2 separate regions of the Homo sapiens genome follow, and region 2 is linked to region 1. The links are chromatin loops, found by intact Hi-C in ENCODE. Cell type or tissue: OCI-LY7. All regions are shown on one strand. Each heading gives the region's core, and the rest is flanking DNA. Links, peaks and the distances in the headings are about the cores only. Region 1 has its middle 120 kb from the start of NFKB1-AS1. Region 2 overlaps BDH2 (3-hydroxybutyrate dehydrogenase 2).

Evidence for each region. Hi-C counts contacts between places; a loop is a spot of excess contacts. Peaks named below come from ENCODE experiments on the same cell type or tissue, not always from the same donor. Only the 100,000 strongest peaks of a DNase experiment are listed, where the experiment ranks them.
Region 2: a loop joins it to region 1, with 5 times the contacts of the local background. A loop is called at or near these places in 74 of 110 quality-filtered maps.

The regions. Positions count from the first base shown.
Region 1 is chr4:102,622,025-102,630,706 of GRCh38, forward strand. No RefSeq gene overlaps it. Among named protein-coding and RNA genes, the nearest start is that of NFKB1-AS1, 120 kb to the left of the region's middle. In OCI-LY7, for the core only: CTCF peaks have their summits at 1,838 (motif pointing right), 3,749 and 3,951; a DNase peak (open chromatin) is centred at 3,717.
Region 2 is chr4:103,086,110-103,094,791 of GRCh38, forward strand. BDH2 (3-hydroxybutyrate dehydrogenase 2) reads right to left here. Exons shown (of 10, transcript NM_020139.4): 4 at 6,491-6,587; 5 at 5,068-5,176; 6 at 371-431. Among named protein-coding and RNA genes, the nearest start is that of BDH2, 9.4 kb to the right of the region's middle. In OCI-LY7, for the core only: CTCF peaks have their summits at 5,713 (motif pointing left) and 5,922; a DNase peak (open chromatin) is centred at 5,702; H3K4me3 peaks cover 680 bases; H3K27ac peaks cover 544 bases.

The DNA.
Region 1 (8,682 bases), core at 1,146-6,145:
GTTCAAGCTTCTTAAGATGAAAGGGAGGAAGGGGCTGAGATAGCATCATCTTACTTCTGTCAACTAGCTTTTCCACGTTGATACCTCTTTCCAAAGTGATTATTTCATTGAACTATCACAAGAGTCTTCAAAGAATAAAGATATGTGTTCAATCAAGATTTCTTGGGCATCTGTTGCTTGCCAGGCACTACAATGGGTGGTCATGGGGAAACTGAGACACATGAGAGGCATGACTGCAGGATCACTTGACTCCAGTAACAACACTGCAGCAGGGTCAGGGGTGAGTAGTGTCTCTCTTCCACTTAGCCACACATGGATCCAGGCTGACAGTCATTCTTCCTCCAACGCTTGGCTCCTAAGGTCTTGCTAGGGGCGATAGCCCCAGTCAGCCAGGAGAAAAATGTTGAGAGAAGTATGTGAGGGAGTTTTGAATGTGTCACCTCCTCTCATGTTGTGCTGGAGAAAAACTTCAGTCCCTTGGTCACACTAAGAGCAGTGAAGATAGAAGGGTGGTCTACTTCTGTTCCCAGTATTAAGAGAGCTGTTGATTTTGGAACAGGTCACAGCCTTTGGCACAGGTAATAATCCCTTCACTGAGGGAGGCTGAGCCATAAGGTTCTTTCTAGTTGCAACTTGTATGCAGATATTCACTCTGAAAGTCACCTGCAATCATGGTAAATGGCCATCACTAAAGGCAAGATCATTTCGTAGGATTAAGCATGAAGATTGCATTGTAAGCACAAAGTCACAGTTTTTCTTAAGGAAATCCTCAGAGATGATCAAGGATATGAGGGCAGGTAGGCTGGGGAAGAGGTATAGCAGCTATATCTTGTTGCCCTCGCACTGATTCACAGAGATCTCTGCTCTCCAACCTCTATGCTCCGTAGTTCCTTAAACGCTGCACAAGAAGTCCTGGGCTTGTAGACACCACAGTTAGCGTTCAAGAGGCCCTGGCCCTTTAAGATCCTACCCAAAAGAAAGGGACAAGCAAGTTTATCTTAGTTGTGTTCTGCAGAAAGCTGGAAAGACCTTGGCTCCCATTTTCTCAGATAAATTGGAAAGGAGCAGAAATTGGTTCTTGTGGAAATAATATTCTCTTCAGGCCAGAAGGATAGCAGATGAAACAAATTCTTGAAAACTTTTCTCCCAGGATTCCTTCTTGGGATCCAGGAAGCAGAGCTGGTGATGAAGATAGTGAGATGGAACCCTGAGGACTATGTTGGGGACACATCAGATCAGGGAAGGCTGTAAGTCGATGCCCAGTAGCAGACAACCAGGTTACTAGGTCTGTTCCCTGGCGAAAAGAGATCGATATTTTCTTCATTTCAAAACTGTTTCGCAGTTCCCTTTTTCCTTTTCCTAAAGCAATAATGCACAACTTATTTTTTGGCTTTAAAAAATTGAATGAAAAACTTCATGTCGTGGGTTTTTTTTTTTTTTACATTTCCAGCATCCCTTTTTATCACCTTATTCAAATGCAAATGTTCAAAAGTCTTTTGAAATAATTTTTTTCTGTAATTTTGAAAAAAATTCGCAAAATAAAAAACTTTAAATGTAAATGTTTTCATTTAGAAAATATTTTCAAGTACTGACTGTCATAGCAGCCTGAGAGGTGAACAGGGAGGGGTTTGAATTCCTGCCATTGTCCACAGGACAGAGTTGCTGATGTGCTGGAAGGCCCCTGGTCTAATGTAAAGAGCAAAGGCTGGGCCGGGACTCAGTCTTCAATCCCCATACTGTGCTCCTTGGCTTCACGCTGCAGCAGTGCGTCACGGAACACACAACTGTTTCAAAGGGGTGGGTCATGCCCAGGAAAGGGAAGAAGCTTGCCAACAGGGGGCTCTGAAGTATTATCCAAGGGTGGCCAAACAGCAGGAAGCCAGCATTCCCTCAACAAATGAACTCAGCTCCAGCACACATGATGCTTGGCACCGGTCCCCAAGAACAGGCCCAGGAAGAGGCCTTGAGTCCATGCTGACTTTCTTCCTCCTACCCACTCCTTCCAGCCCCACTCCTTTTGCTTTGGGGCCCTCAGAAGCTTTTTTTCTCCACCACTTGCTTCTTTCTGCCACTTCTTTGTGTCCCTTCACCTTCCCTCAACAATTCAAGCCAGGACCCCCAAAAAGCTATCCATGGGCCACCCACATTAATGCAGAATCCTGCCTCCCAGCTGAAGCAAAGCCTGGCCTAGGGAGGCCAAAGGGATCAGAAATGACATCCCCGTAAAGACCCATCGTAATCCCACAGACAGGTCCTGCTACAGGAGCAGGGCTGCCAAAAAGCAACATTCTTGTTCTCTTCCTTTAGGTCCTGAAGCTCCTGCCCCTCCACCACTGCTGCCAGCGACCACAGTAGCAGGGGGAATTTTACCTCCCCAGTATATGGAGACCATATATGCTCAGGAAGTGCATATATGCTCACAGATGAGCAAACCTCTCAGGCCTGATTGATGCAAGCAGTCCTTAGCATTCTTCTCCATCCCAGTTTTGATCTGGGAAGGTCAAAGCCACCATTTGGCCCCGCCTTCCTTTACTGCCTAGCCAAATGCACATCTTGAATGATGAGCAACATATGCACACAGCGTGTGGGCCAAGGACGATTTTGGTCCCTCCACCAGCAGAATGTAATTCCTTTCCCCAAATCACGCCCATAGCTCACAGTTTTGGCCCTTTCCTGATTGTTTTGTTACTAAGCCTTTAAATAGCTCATCTGACTTCTCCTCTGTCAATCATCTATTCAGGAGGCTTGGTACCAAGTTTTCATAGATCCATAGTAAGTAAATTTGAATTAAAAAGCATTTATATGCCACACTTTTGCCAAGGTAGCAACAGTGGATGGAAATGAAATACACATGCTTCTCCACTTACAATGGGGTTATGTCCTGATAAACCCATTATAAGTCAAAAGTGCACTTAATACCTTGATAAACCCATCATAAAGTCAAAAAGTCATAAAATCGTAAGTCAAACCATTGTTAAGTCTGGGACCTGTCTGTAACCAAAAGACAGGCAGAAAGTAGACAAATTTGCTCTGTGGATCTGAACCTTGTGATCCAGCTATGCTGGTGCTCAGCCTTTATTAGCCCTGGATCCATGGAAGAAACCAGAGCTCAGCAAACAGAGACGCCCTTTGGGTTCCTTCTTTCTCCTTCCACCCTTCCTCCTCACCTCCCTCCTTCCTCTTTCTCCCTTTCTCTCTCCCTGTGTCTATCTCTTCTCTCTCCTTTCCTTTCTCTCCTTTTCTCATTGTCTTCCTTTCTCTCCCTTCTACTTTTCTCTCTCCCCTCCGCTTTCTCTTTCTCTCTTTTCTCTCTCTCTTCCTTTCTCTTTCTCTCTCACCATTTCTTTCCTTTTCTCTCTCATTCTTCTTCTCTCCCTTCCTTTTTCCTTTCTCTTTCTCTCCTAGTCTCTTTCTCTCAACTCTTCTCTTTCTCTTTCTTTTTCTCTTTCTCTTTTTCTCTTTCTCCCACCTCTTTCCCCCTTCATCCCTCCCTTCTTTTCTTTCTCTTTATTTCCTTCTTTAAGGTACTTTCACATTCATGCATTCCTCTGGGGCACTGGCATCCAACTCCCTGAAGCCCAGAAGGTGAGGGGTTTGGGGAGCAGCCCTGCAAGTGTTTCCTTAGGCTCCCCTCGCCTCGCTGAAGGCAGCAAATGCCCTGTACTCTGGGGAAGCCTCCAGGAAGCCAGCACCCTGGCCCAGGGCAGTCCCTTCTGCACACCACTAGCCTCATTTCCTGAGCACAAGAGGCCTCTGCTGGAAGAAGCAGAACTTTGCACAATCATCCAACAGCTGGCTTGCCTATTGCTACTCAATTTTATTTTATTTTATTTTATTTTATTTTATTTTATTTTATTTTATTTTATTTTATTGCTTCTGTAAAATTGGAAAAACCTTACCAAAAAAAAGGAATTAGAAATTTCTTCAGCTTTCTGCCTGGATTTTTCTCCTTCAACTCAGTTCATGAAGCCTGTTGATTATTTTCCCTCAGTACAGAAGGCTTAAGTTGCTCTTTCCTTTTAGCAAGCGGAATCAAAGATTCTTAGGCCTGAACACTTCAGCCACCACCAGCCTTATCCTTTGAGGGATGATATTGATAAACCAACATTTATTGCATTTACTACATTTATATCTTTATTTTATTTAATCCTCACAGGAACACTGTGAGATAGTTATTACCATTAATCTCAACTTCAAGATAAGGAAACTGAGGCTTAGAGGTTAAGTGATTGGTCCAAGGCCAGTACCGGGAGGTTCAGTATCAGAGCATGAGCCCATAGCCCTTGCACCACATGCAGTCTTCACACTTACACACGCACGTGCATGCACACACAATTTGGATCTTTGACAAGGCAAAATTTCATTCATGTTTGTAAGTTGACTAGTTAAAAATCTTTTCATTCCAATACCAAAAATATGGGTAGGGAAGCATGCCAGTCACCCACTTTGGCTTGAGAGCTCATTGTAAAAGAGCAGGGGCCCTTCCTTCACCCACTTTGGCAATTTTTTTTTTTTTTTTGAGATGGAGTCTCGCTCTGTCGCCCAGGCTGGAGTGCAGTGGCGCCATCTCGGCTCATTGCAAGCTCCGCCTCCCGGGTTCACGCCATTCTCCTGCCTCAGCCTCCCGAGTAGCTGGGACTACAGGAGCCCGCCACCACGCACGGCTAATTTTTTGTATTTTTAGTAGAGACGAGGTTTCACCCTGTTAGCCAGGATGGTCTCGATCTCCTGACCTGATGATCCACCCGCCTCGGCCTCCCAAAGTGCAGGGATTACAGGCGTGAGTCACCGCTCCCAGCCCACTTCAGCAAATTATGTCCCCAACAGCCTTCCTCACTAGAGGCACCACTGCCACTGCAGCATCCCAGCACAAGGAAGTAGGTGACGCATCTCCCAACAGGACACCCAGGTGCCCACACTGCCCTCTCCAAGGCCCAGATATGTTTGACCTCAAAGACCCATGTCTTTATCCACGAGGATGCTTTTAATGATAAAATGAGAATGCCTGACTATAAGTGGGCTAAACAAATAAGGGCTTTAAAAAATACCATTACAAGATCAGCGATAGATACATCGATATTTTACATGGAATCTTTCCCTTTTTAAATGTTAGCATGTAATTCAACTTTTTAAAACACAGTCTAGACCATGACCTGCTGGTCAAATATGACCTAAATCTTCAGGATGACAAGGCAGGGTGCGGGGGGATCCAGGTCCTACCTGCTCCTCTCCCAGGCTCACTGCTGCCCCCGACACCTCCAGCTCTCCTGTCTGATGCTGTTCACAGCCACCACCCAATGCCTGCACACGTTCAGTTCTGCCCACCTCCCTAGATTTCTTCTGATGGCTTCACACAGAGGCAATGATGATTGTAATAGCTCACATTTGGTGGATAGTTATCATGTGCTATCAATAATCTGTGCATTATCTCCTTTATACCTCACAATTAACCTATGAAGCAGATACTGTTGTTATTGTTCCCATGTTTAAAGAAACTAAGGCACAGAAAGACTCAGTAGCCTGTATCCAATGAAGAACAGCCTGCTACTGGTGGATCTGGGACTGAAACACAAGTAAGTCCGATTTCAACGCCCACACCTTTAACTGCTGTATCAATTAGGATGCTTTGGGTTGTAAAATCAGAACACCTGACTACAAGATTAAACAATTAAGCCTTTATTTTTTACCACATTATAATAAGACCACAGTTAGATGGTTGCAGGGTTAATTTAGCAGCTAAACATCTCTGACACCCCCTGTCAAATATGTTTCTTTAAGATCACCAAAAAAAGGCTGCAGCAGCTCCAAGTGTCAGGCCCTCAAATAGCTTCTCAATTTTACCCAACAGCAGAGGGTTTTGCCTCAGGTCTATCCCTTATCAGGCAGGGAAACCTTCCCCCAGAAACCCCACATTAGACATCAACTTATGATTCATTCTTGAAATGTGTCATGGGCCTAACCCTACATCAATCACTGGCAATGGAGACTAGGATTAGAATAACAAATTATGATTCAGTCTCTGAGGCTGGACATGGCCACCTCTATTAGCAGAGAGGAGGAAGATCTGGCTGTGAGGTGGCCAGCCAACACTGTCTGCTCCAACTACTGGCAGTGGTCCAATAAATTTTACAAAACCAACAAAAAGTAACAGGAACAGAATCAGAACAAGGGGGTTGTTCCCACCTAAATTATGAGGCAGGGATGAGTGCTAGTTCTCAAACAGAAATTTTCGTGAGCCAGAATGTCTCATTTCCTGAGAGTTGTAGGTAACTTAGGTGTTACTATAATCATGTGTACTTGATCACTGCATAGCATGATGTGGCACACAGGGGAGCTCAATAAATCTTGTTTAAAGACAGAGACCAACCTAAGGGGTTAAGCAAACTTTTCTTTCATGGCAGGATTCAGTAACCCGTGTCTACAGAAATAAGGAGAGATATTTATAAGGAGAGATATTTATAAAACACGAAACAGTGATGCATTGGTCTTATCTTTGCTAAGTTCATTCACTGTTTGGCCCCACACAAGGACTTAAAGATGTCTTGGCAGGTTAGTTCACCCCCAGCTTGTAGATCACAGGCTCAGAGCCCCAACTACATAACCAGCTGATTTTGTGCTTTTCTTTCCTTATGTATTAATTACAATGAAGGTCTTTAAAGACTCATTTCTCAACTGAAATTTTTTCACTTATTTTTTACCATATACTTTCCAAAAAGCTTCCCTGAAGTATTGAACAAGATGGTGCCTTATCTAACATTGCTCCCCTGTCGCCATCACATTAACCTTAAGGACTTATCGCCAGCTGGAATTGCCTCGTTCGCTGGTTTAATGATCCATGAGAACTAGGACTTGTCTGCCTTTTTCATTGCCATACCCCCAGTGACAAGGACAATACCTGCCCAGAGTGGTCTGCAGTACATGCTTGATAAATGAATGAATAAATCCTTAAGTTAAACAGTGTCTAGGGGCAGAATATAAACATGTCTTAAGACAACACCGGTTTTGCCAGTGATTTTAAGGTTTTGTATGCTACTCTGGTTCATGCCTCTGATAAATCAATTAGAAAACAAGAATTCTCCCATTCACTTGAAAATATTACTGTCTTTTCTGCATAACCCTTTTAATTGCATGTGCTTATTGAATTAATAAGATTGCATTCAGTCAAGGCAGACTCTGGGGATGTTTTCAAATGCTTTGAATTTCCCACACAGACAATGCCTACCTGCTTTTCTCCCTAAATCTTACCAAGCTGGGGAATAAGTTTCATATCTGAGAGCCAGAGGTAGCCCAAGAGAATATTCTTTCTATCTCAGGTCTTTGTCACTTTAGGAATGTTAGGGAAACATATCTTTATTTCTCCTGCACTCCAGTTCACCTTCATTCCAACAGAGAACAAAATCTTTCTATTTATTTTCCAAGTGACTTCTCATGGTGTGAAAATGTCTCACAATGAAAAGTGAAGTAAGGAAAAAAAGAGAATAAGAAGAGTTATCGTGAATGTGAATGAGAAAATTATGATTTTTATTGTTCTCTCTGTTCTGAAATGGGAAGATATAATCCTGGGAACTGACCTCTCTTCATCCCACTCTCTCTGGAATGTGCTTTGCAAGAGCATATGACAGTAAGACCTGGTTCTGGTCTTTTTATCCTATTGTTCACACAACTAAGGATATGGTTTAGATATATGTCCCCATCCAAATGTCATGTTGAAACGTAATCTCCAATGTTGAAAGCGGGGCCTGGTGGAAGGTGTCCGGATCATAGGCACGGATCCCCTTGGTGATAAATGAGCTCTTGCTCTGAGTTCACAGGCGATCTGGTGGTTTAAAAGTGTGCGGCACCTCCCACCCACTCTCTCTCGCTTGCTCCTGCTTTCGCCATATGACATGCTTGTCGCTGCTTCGCCTTCTGCCCTGACTGTAAACTTTCTAAGGCTTCATCAGAAGCCAAGCAGATGCCCGGTGCGATGCTTCCTGTACAACCTGCAGAACTGTGAGCCAATTAAACCGCTTTTCCTTATAAATTACCCAGTCTCAGGTACAGCAATGCAAGAATGGACAAATACAACCACTAACAGAAAAACCCTATCAGAAACTCAAAGTCAAGAGTAAGTGCATCAGACTGTATTCCTGCATGGCAAGATAAATCTATGAAAACAGTAAAAATGACTAACTGTGCTGCCACACAAGAACTGCGGAAGAATGTTTTGGCTACTATTATTCCTTAATAGGAATAATATGTATACGGCACATTTCTTTTCTTTTAGAAGTTGTTGTCAGCATATATTTATGTCCTTTAATTTATTCTTCCCTTACAAATTATTCTTTTCTGGTATTATTTTCAGAAAGAATTTGCTGAAGAACTTACTTACCATTTGCCTCTCTTCACTTCATTTTTACTATTGCTTTCTGTACTAACTGGATGATAATGAATGTGATGTTAAAAGTACAATCACCATTTACTTAGCATTTTAATTTGTTCCAGACCCTATTTGTTAAGTCCTCACACCTACCTTTGAAGGTGAGGGATCATTAGCTCCATTTTACAGAGGTGGAAACCACAGTTCAAAAGGTTGAATTGTTGCCCAAGGACACACAGTCAGAAGCTTCAGTACCTGGATTTGAATCTAGAGACTGCGGCTGGAAGCCTCACCCTCTCCAGGACACCGAGCTCAGGCCCAGG
Region 2 (8,682 bases), core at 3,472-8,471, 470 kb after region 1:
CTGCCTTGCTCCTAGTTTTGGACTGTGAATTCTTTTATGGCCAGAGCACATACCGGTGCTCAATACACTATTTTAAATTAATTAAATGTTAAATGGTTCTTTCTCCCAGTTTGATGTTCATTTCCATGTCCATTAGAAAGAATAAAAGGGAGGGCAAAAATACCCCACATTTTAATTTAATTTTACCACTGGCTCACATCGAGAGCAAAAGATCTGTGGTTAAGGAACTTAATACCAATTTTGAAAAAAGCAGTTTTGAAATCATTTCAATACTTGAAATTATAATCTCTGCTATGCCTGTTCCCAAACGCAGAGCTCTTAATGATGTGCGTGTATGAGCATCGCAGTCCTCGGAAGGAGACAGACCCACCTTTGACGCTGGAAGCCACAGAAGACATGTTGATAATATTGCCAGATTTCTGAGCAAGCATCTGCCAAAACAAAACAAATACAAAAAAAAAAAAATCCACTTTGTGGGCTAAAATACTACCTTTTAAAAAGATTTGCATTTTCTTAGGGTTTGCAGAATGAATTTAATTACTGTATTAGCTAGTCACATTAAGCACTATTAAGCAGTCTTAACAGTGAACCCAAAACACCTCATCAACTATTGCTGGGAAATGATGGCAATGTGACTGCACTCACTGGCATTTCCCAGGGGGATTACCACCTTCCCATGGTACAAGAATGTCAGCAAGACTACGAGTGAATGCTGACTTAAATGAAATGTGAATAAATGTTGTTATTGTGTGTTACTGATGTTGGGAAACTTACTCCATTCAACACATAATTTTTGAATACCTACTGAGGCCAGGTATTGTGCTAGGTCCAGGAGATTACTGCCTACAGGAGGCAACCAGTCTGGTTAGAGTGGCTCACATAATCCACATCCAGCCACAGCAGAGACCTCCACAGAGATCTAACAGCAGGGTGAGGGCAGAAAGGGAGCAATTCAGGCTGGGCGACACTCAGAGGGGACCTCCTGAGAAGGAAGGATATGGGCTGAATTTTGAACACTAGAGTATTAGTCAGAAAAATAAAAGAAAAGGATGTTTTGAGGAGTGGGTACACAGGTATAAAGGTTCCATCGGGAACTGGGAGGAGGGGCTGGGTCTGGCTGGAATGCAGGGTGTGGAAGCAATGAGGCTGCAGAGGTCAACAAGGGCTGAATTTAGAACCTGGGTTTTACCCTGAAGGTGATGCAGTGACACTGAAGGGTTTAAAGCAGAGAAGTGGCATGTTCAGACTTGGGGATTGCAAGGATTACTGTGGTGCCCAGAGACTAGTGGAAGCTGATGCAGGCTTCAGGAAAGAGTGATAAAGGTGGAGCTGCAGAAATGTCTATGGGTAGCTGAGGAGGAGAGGGCTGAGGCAGGATGGGCAGGACCTTGTAGATGGTTGCTGCAGGGATGGTGGGCCTCACCAATTTAGGGCAGTGTTTCCTAAGAACACCTTCTTCAGAATTCCCCCACTAAAGTGTGAATTTATTAAGATGAGGGTCTTTGGCTGTTTTGTCCTCCTAGACAGTGTACACAGTAGGCAGTCAATAAATGTTGATGAATCAGAATCTCCTGAGGTGCTAGTTTAAAACACAGATTGCTGGGCCCTGTCCTATAGCTAAATAAATATATAATAAAGAAAACTGCTATGAATTTAAAAATGTTTTCAAACTTTACTAATTATAACATGTACATAGAAGTCTCAATAGGCAGTGTAAAGGGCCAGAGAAAAAAAATGACTTCTGTTGGGACGAGTTTCTTTAGCAGCTTTTAGAAAAAGAGGTGTAGGAAAGGAAAAAGTAAATAATTGAATGGATCCAGGATTGGTGTGGCCAAGATGATTGATTTCTTAGGATATTCTTCTGACTTTGTTCTGAGATTTAGCTACTAATTGCCCCTAAAAACAGAATCTAAACTAACCCCAAGGCACTATGCTGAATGGAGTAAGTGGATACAAGGAGAGGCTGACTGTAACCCAACCAAGCTAAGGAAGACAGCAGGGGAAAAAATAATGTTTAACTTAATTGTGTGTTTTATATAATAAAGAGGATCATAATGAAATGGGGTTCTCATAAAAAGTGTCAAGAATGTTGGTCAAGTGTAATGGTGTTGAAAAGTAAGCCTTAAAATTGTTCTTTCTTATCCAATTTAGCAAATAGCATTCCCCATTTAAAATACATATAGAATACATATACCCCAATTTAATACATAAAGATGGGTTATTATGTAGGTTCAATCTCTAGTCCTCTCTAGAAATGCAATATTATCTCAGGCAAAACCTTAGAATAAAGCCACCTAAGAGACATTACATTAGTGCTGCCCCCTAACACTTGCACTATCCATTCAACCAAGTTCAACCGAGGTCCCTCTGCTGCTTCTAGAGCCCCTAGTCAGTACCTGTTCCCATGCTGCCTTCCCAGTCCAGGTCAGGAGCTGTCGTCATGGTGTCAGGCTCTCCCTGGCTCCCCATGCAATAGCCTTCTCTGGCAGGCATGACTATAAAGTCAAGTGCCTGGTACATAGTACTGCTATCTAGGATTGACCTCCCAGAAGCTTAGGTAGGGGCTAGAAATACCCCTTAAGAGTCCCTGGAGCTGTATCTAGTTAGTCTTACTCTGACCCAGCCCTTCTGTCTCCATTGGCCAGAGCTCAGCCCCTAACCCTGGTGGAACCTGGCCACTTGGGTCTCCAGTGGTTCCTGCTGGACTAACAACCTTGATTCATTTATTTATTTGACAAATGTTTGTGGAGCACCTCTATACGCTGAAGACTCTTCTAAGACACAGCAAGGTGGGGGAAAAAAGCAAGCAAACAAACCAACCCAAATAACAAAGATATCCCCAAATCTTTGCCCTAATGGATCTTCTCTTCTGGTGGAGCCTGGATTCTGCATTGACCTCTTCTTAAAGTATTTTCAACTTGTTCTCTGCCTTTTGACTGATCTTCCAGTCTTGGAATGCTTTCCTGTGTATCTATCCATGAATAAAAATTTCCTATGAGTGTTCCTATGTTCTGACCAGCTGACCTTCCAGAGCTGCCTAGACTCCAAATCCTAGCTTCCCCTGGAAAGTTCTAACATGGGATATGTGTGTCATAGTTAATGATACAGAGGATCATAGATAATTATGGCTGGAAGTGATTGTGTAACCTATCATCCTCATTTTTTAGCTAAAAGAAATATGTACTGAGAGGGTACAAGTGCCATCTCTATGGCACATGGCCAATTAGGGGCAGGGCGCAGACTGCACCTAAGGACTTCTGATGATAGAGTCCAAGACCAGGATTCGATTTTGTCAAGGTCACTTTAAACAAGAGGCACTAATACCATATTCCTGCCATTAACATCTCTTGGGATTTTTTTTTAAACAAATCTGTGTTTTTGGCCCACATGGATAATTGTTAAGATATTGTAAATCACAAGCAAACTCACTAGTTTGCAAGTTAATGTTTGTATATTTTAAAAATTAACACAAGTTTACATTTCAGCTCCACTGTACTCCACACCTACTTCCTTTACTAAAATTTGTAAAGCATTTTAGAGCCTGGTTTTGCAAATGAGTCTCATGCATGTGCAACAGTCTTACCCACGATGACCTAAGCTTTCCTCCTATACCACAGTCTCTGCTCTACCCCTGTAACCTATGCAAAGGATCTGTCTTCAAAAATACATTCGTGTTCCAAATACTATAGTTTCTCATAAACTCCAAATAGGCTAAAAAATCAACTTACATTAAAAAAAACAATTTGTTATAAAAATTTGCTAGTTCAACATTCTGTGGACCCACCCAAAAATCCCTTCTAAGCACTAAACAAGTAGATTTTTCAAAGTCCCTTCATTACTAAGTCAGTTTCTCTAATTTTCCTGTTAATGTTCATCTGGAACCTTCTTAACATTAGGTTGAATATTCAGAGTAGAATATCAGCCCTGCTGTGCCATTAACAAAGCTCTTCTCCTGCCCAGACATGGACAGGACATCAAATCCAGCTGGGATGGAAGGGAAAAGTTGTTCTTCTGCATTTCACTAGGTTCAATTTACAACCTTGAGTTGAGCTGGCTCTGTACCCAGTCAACCCCTTTCATTGTCTCAGCCTGCACTGTCTGCTACTACTGGTTTATAAGCTCATTTGAAATCAGGGATGTACGCTGCTCATGTTTATACTCCCCTAGAACACTTTATATAGTGATTTATACCAAGAGGTACTTAATGCTAGTTTATAAAATAAAATTTTAAACATTGATGCGTTGTGTGAAGGCTTGAGAATTCAAGGAGGAATGCTGTCTTGAGCACACACTGTCTCTCACCTGCCCAGTACCACTGTGGTTCAGATCAAAACAAGAGCGAAGGGAGAAGCTTCAGGGCAGAGAAAAGCAATGGGGTACATCCCTCTTGAGAGTGTGAGCCTAGACTGAAATTCACGAAGGGGCTCAACGTCCAGGCTTCAAATCTTGGTTCTAACCATGTGCTAGTTGGGTGACCTTGAGCAAGTTGTCTGAACTCTCAGTTTCATCTTCTGAACAATGGATGAGATAATAGTATCTACCTCATACGATCATTCCAGTCTCGTGTGCCTCCCTGCTGTTACCTCTGCCTGGAATCATCTCCCAAGGTACCTGAATGATCAGCTGTCTCACTTCTTGGACTGCTATGCCAGTTTCACCTTTGCGGTGGAGTCCAGAGGGGCCGCATTGATATCCTAGCTTCTTTCTCTTCATTATATTTAAAACCACGCCACATATTCTATGTCTATTTGATTACTAATTGTCCCATCTCACCCCCAATAATGGAACCTGCCTTATAGAAGGCACTTTGTTTAGTTCACTTATGTGTCTTCTGTGCCTAGAATGGAGCCTGGCATGTGGAAAGTGCTTAATAAATATTCCTTGAGTGGATGAGCTGGAAGGTTAAATAGATTAATTTATGTGAAATGCCTTGATATAAATGTTCAATGCAAGTTAATCATTGTGTTAGTTATTATCACTCTTCAGCACATGTGGGAATCCCTTCTGTGTGCCCAGTACAGAGACCTAATGTGGTGCTTATCCTGGTGGTGGTGGTGGTGGTCTTACTTTAGGAAGGAATGCCTTGATCATCAGGTACATGCTGCGCACATTGAGATTCATCGAGAAGTCCCAGTCTTTCTCCTCACAATCCAGGACAGTTCCATGATGGACAAAACTAGAAGAGTGATTAAACAATGGAAGAATAACTGCCATTAAAATTTTTCTATTCCATCTGCTGATTATTTTTATTGTCACTTAGTGACTTAGACCACTGTCTCTTTCCCTTATCAAGACTTTAAACAATTCATAGTATCACTTAGTATATTATATTAGTAAGAATCCCAACAACTTAAGCTAGAAATGTCATCTGAAAACAAGATCCTTGTTTTCCAAACAAAAGTATGGTCACCGAACATAAGAAGCTTTATATTAATTGTGCTGGAAACATCAATGCCATTAAAAACAAACAACAAATAAAGGCGAACAGGGCTAGGCATGGTAGCACACACCTGCAGCCTCAGCTACTTTGAAGGCTGAGGCAAGAGGACCACTTGAGCCCAGGAGTTTTAGGATGCAGTGAGCTATGATCATTCCACTGCCCTCTAGCCTGGGGAACCAAGACAAACCCTGTTTCAGAAAAAAAAAAGAGAGAGAGAAAAAACATCTGCCCTATTTGCCTATGTGATTCCTATTTCAAGAGCAACAGTGCCCTCAGGTGGCACAGATTTAGAATTCTCAAGGGAAATCAAAATTGCAAGGAAAACAAGTGTCTGAACATCTCAGAGCAGCAAAGTGATACTGCTAGTGTTCTAACATACTGAGAGATGTTAGTTTGTTGTAAGAGAGACGTTAAGGCAGAACAAAACAAACCCGTAAAGTAGCTTTCACTATTTTTCAAGTTACGTTTTCTGAGGGAAGCTTCCAAAACACTGGAACCCTTACTGATTTGGTCCTCTGGACCCAAATTATGTAATTCATTATAAAATATTGTTGGCTGTGACTTCCATGTACCAAAGCTCTGCTATTTCAGTCAGAATGTCAGTTTCATGACAGCAGGAACCACATGATTATTTCTACATCCCCTACATGGCTGAAAATTTAATAGATGCTCAGAAACTAACTTTGCTAACTATTTGTTTCATGTTTCTGGGTGTATTCTTACATGAGGATGGAAGACTATTTATAAAATAGATGATCAGAAATTATTGCTTTAATTTAACTTCCATACATTGTAACACATAATACAGCTTTGTATCAGTACCATCTGTCTTGAGTAGACCTCATTTGCCCCAGATCATGTCAAACTCTAAGGCTGTCTTACCTGCTGAATTTTATGTGTAATGAAAATGCTGTGTAAAATCTAGCCATATTTCCCAAGGAATATGTCATGGTTCACAATGAATGATTTTGCCACATTATGAAAATTCTTTGAATGAAAGTCATAGAAAACTTTCTGTAAGGAAAGTGAAACTAAAAAGTTATGAATTACCCAGCAACATTAAAGAGAACATCAAGTCTCTCAACTTCATTGGCAAACTGATCAATTTGTTTCTTCTTTGTGACATCAAGGACACGAGTTTGAATACCTGAAAAATAAAACAAGAGGCACTATTCCTAAAAATGTTTAGCCTTGAAGGTTTAGCTGTTTTGAAGTGTGAAGTGTGAAGATTGCAACATCTATCCAGCTAGGCTTCATAGATTGCTGACCTTCTTACTAGGGTCTTAAGAATCTTCAGAGTCTCATTAGTAAACTTAAAGTCCATCTTGACTCCTCCAATAACCCATCCGTCCCTCTTCCTTCCTCTCTGTCCATTTTCCAAGTTGAATAATAAGGGTCCTTTCTGAGCAATGGCTTTATAGTAAAGAATGACTGGTGTACATTAGATGTTTCTCAGTAAGCCAGCAGTAATAACTGAAAATGGGCTCATTTGAAGTTCTTACAAACTTCAAACATTAATTTTCTCCTCTTTGCAGCTTTTCTCTTAATTTTCTCTTCTTTGAGGTATAATTGAGAAATAAAAATTGCATATATTCAAGATGTCCTTCCCCTATCCTTCCCCTGCCAGAGACTGGGTTGCTGGTACCTATACAGTAATCAGAATTTTGTCTGAGTGAGGGGTGGAGAAGAGCAAGTGTTCTGGAATAAGAGACTGTTTCTATTTGTGAGCTTCCCCTTTATGTCATTTCCATTATTTATTAGAAATGACTCTGTTAGTCAAGGGTATCCAGTCAAATACATGTATTTCTGGACTAAACTGCAAGGAGAAGAAATGAGAGGGTCAGAAGAAGGGATGACACCCTTGAAGGCTAGACATGAGAGATCTGGCATGGCGGGCACCTGAGAGATACACACTGCACTAGTTGCTGAGAAACTCCAAACAGTGTCTAACAAAAGCAGCAGTCATCATTATAAATATATACACATATTATTTATAATGTGCATAATATATATTATAACATATAGTAATATAATTTATAATATATACAATGTATTAATATGTATACATATAATATATAATAATATATGAATAATACATATAATATATAGTAATATAATTTATAATATATACAATGTATTAATATGTATATGTATAATATATAATAATATATGTATAATACATATAATATATAATTATCTATAATGTGTATTATATTTTATAATTTATAATATATTATAAATAATATGTATATGGTTTATTTTGGGGGAATATAGAAATAAAAGATTCATAAAGAAAGGGAAGACTTGAAATTTTGTTTCAGAAACATTTCCTTATCTTTGTGCTTCCCCAGTGCAGCAGCTTTACTTTGACTTGTTTGAATTATAATTCAACATATTCCAATTCAATTAACTAATTCAAGGAACTAATTGCTGTTTGATTATGTAACCTGTTCTATTTTGCTGTAAGGGTTACCTTTCATATAGGTTCTCTGTTCTGATTTCTTTGGGTAAACTGCAATTAAAATCCTTTGGTGTTGGAGTTTGGTTCAGTGGGGTGAAGAAGTGGTGGTACACACCTAATAATCTGGGTACTCTCTTAGGGTTTCTCATGATGATGTGTGATTTTAGAGCTAAGCTGTCTCCAGCCACATGTGGCTACTGAGCACCTGAAATGCAGCTAGTCTGAAATGAAATGTGCTGCAAGTGTAAAATACACATGAATTTTAAAGATTTAGTATGAAAATATTGAGACGTTGGTCAAAGGGTACACTCTTGCAGTTATAAGACTTAATATACAGTACAGTGACTATAGTTATTAATAATGTATTGTATACTTGAAATTTGCTAAGAGGGTAGATCCTAGGTATTCTTAGCACACACATACATACACACAGAGGTAACTAAATGAGGTAATGGATATGTTAATTAGCTTGACTGTGATAATCATTTCACAAGGTATTTTACAACATATATGAAAACATCATGTTGAACATCTTGAATATATGCAATTTTTATTTCTCAATTATACCTCAAAGAAGAGAAAATTAAGAGAAAAGCTGCAAAGAGGAGAAAATTAATGTTTGAAGTTTGTAAGAAACTTCTAATAATTTAAATAAAAAATTTAGTAAGAAAAAATTAAAATATTAATTTTTTAACTTGAGTGCATGTTGAGATTATATTTTAGATATATTGGATAAAAGAAAATATATTATTAAATTAATTTTCACTTGATTCTTTTTACT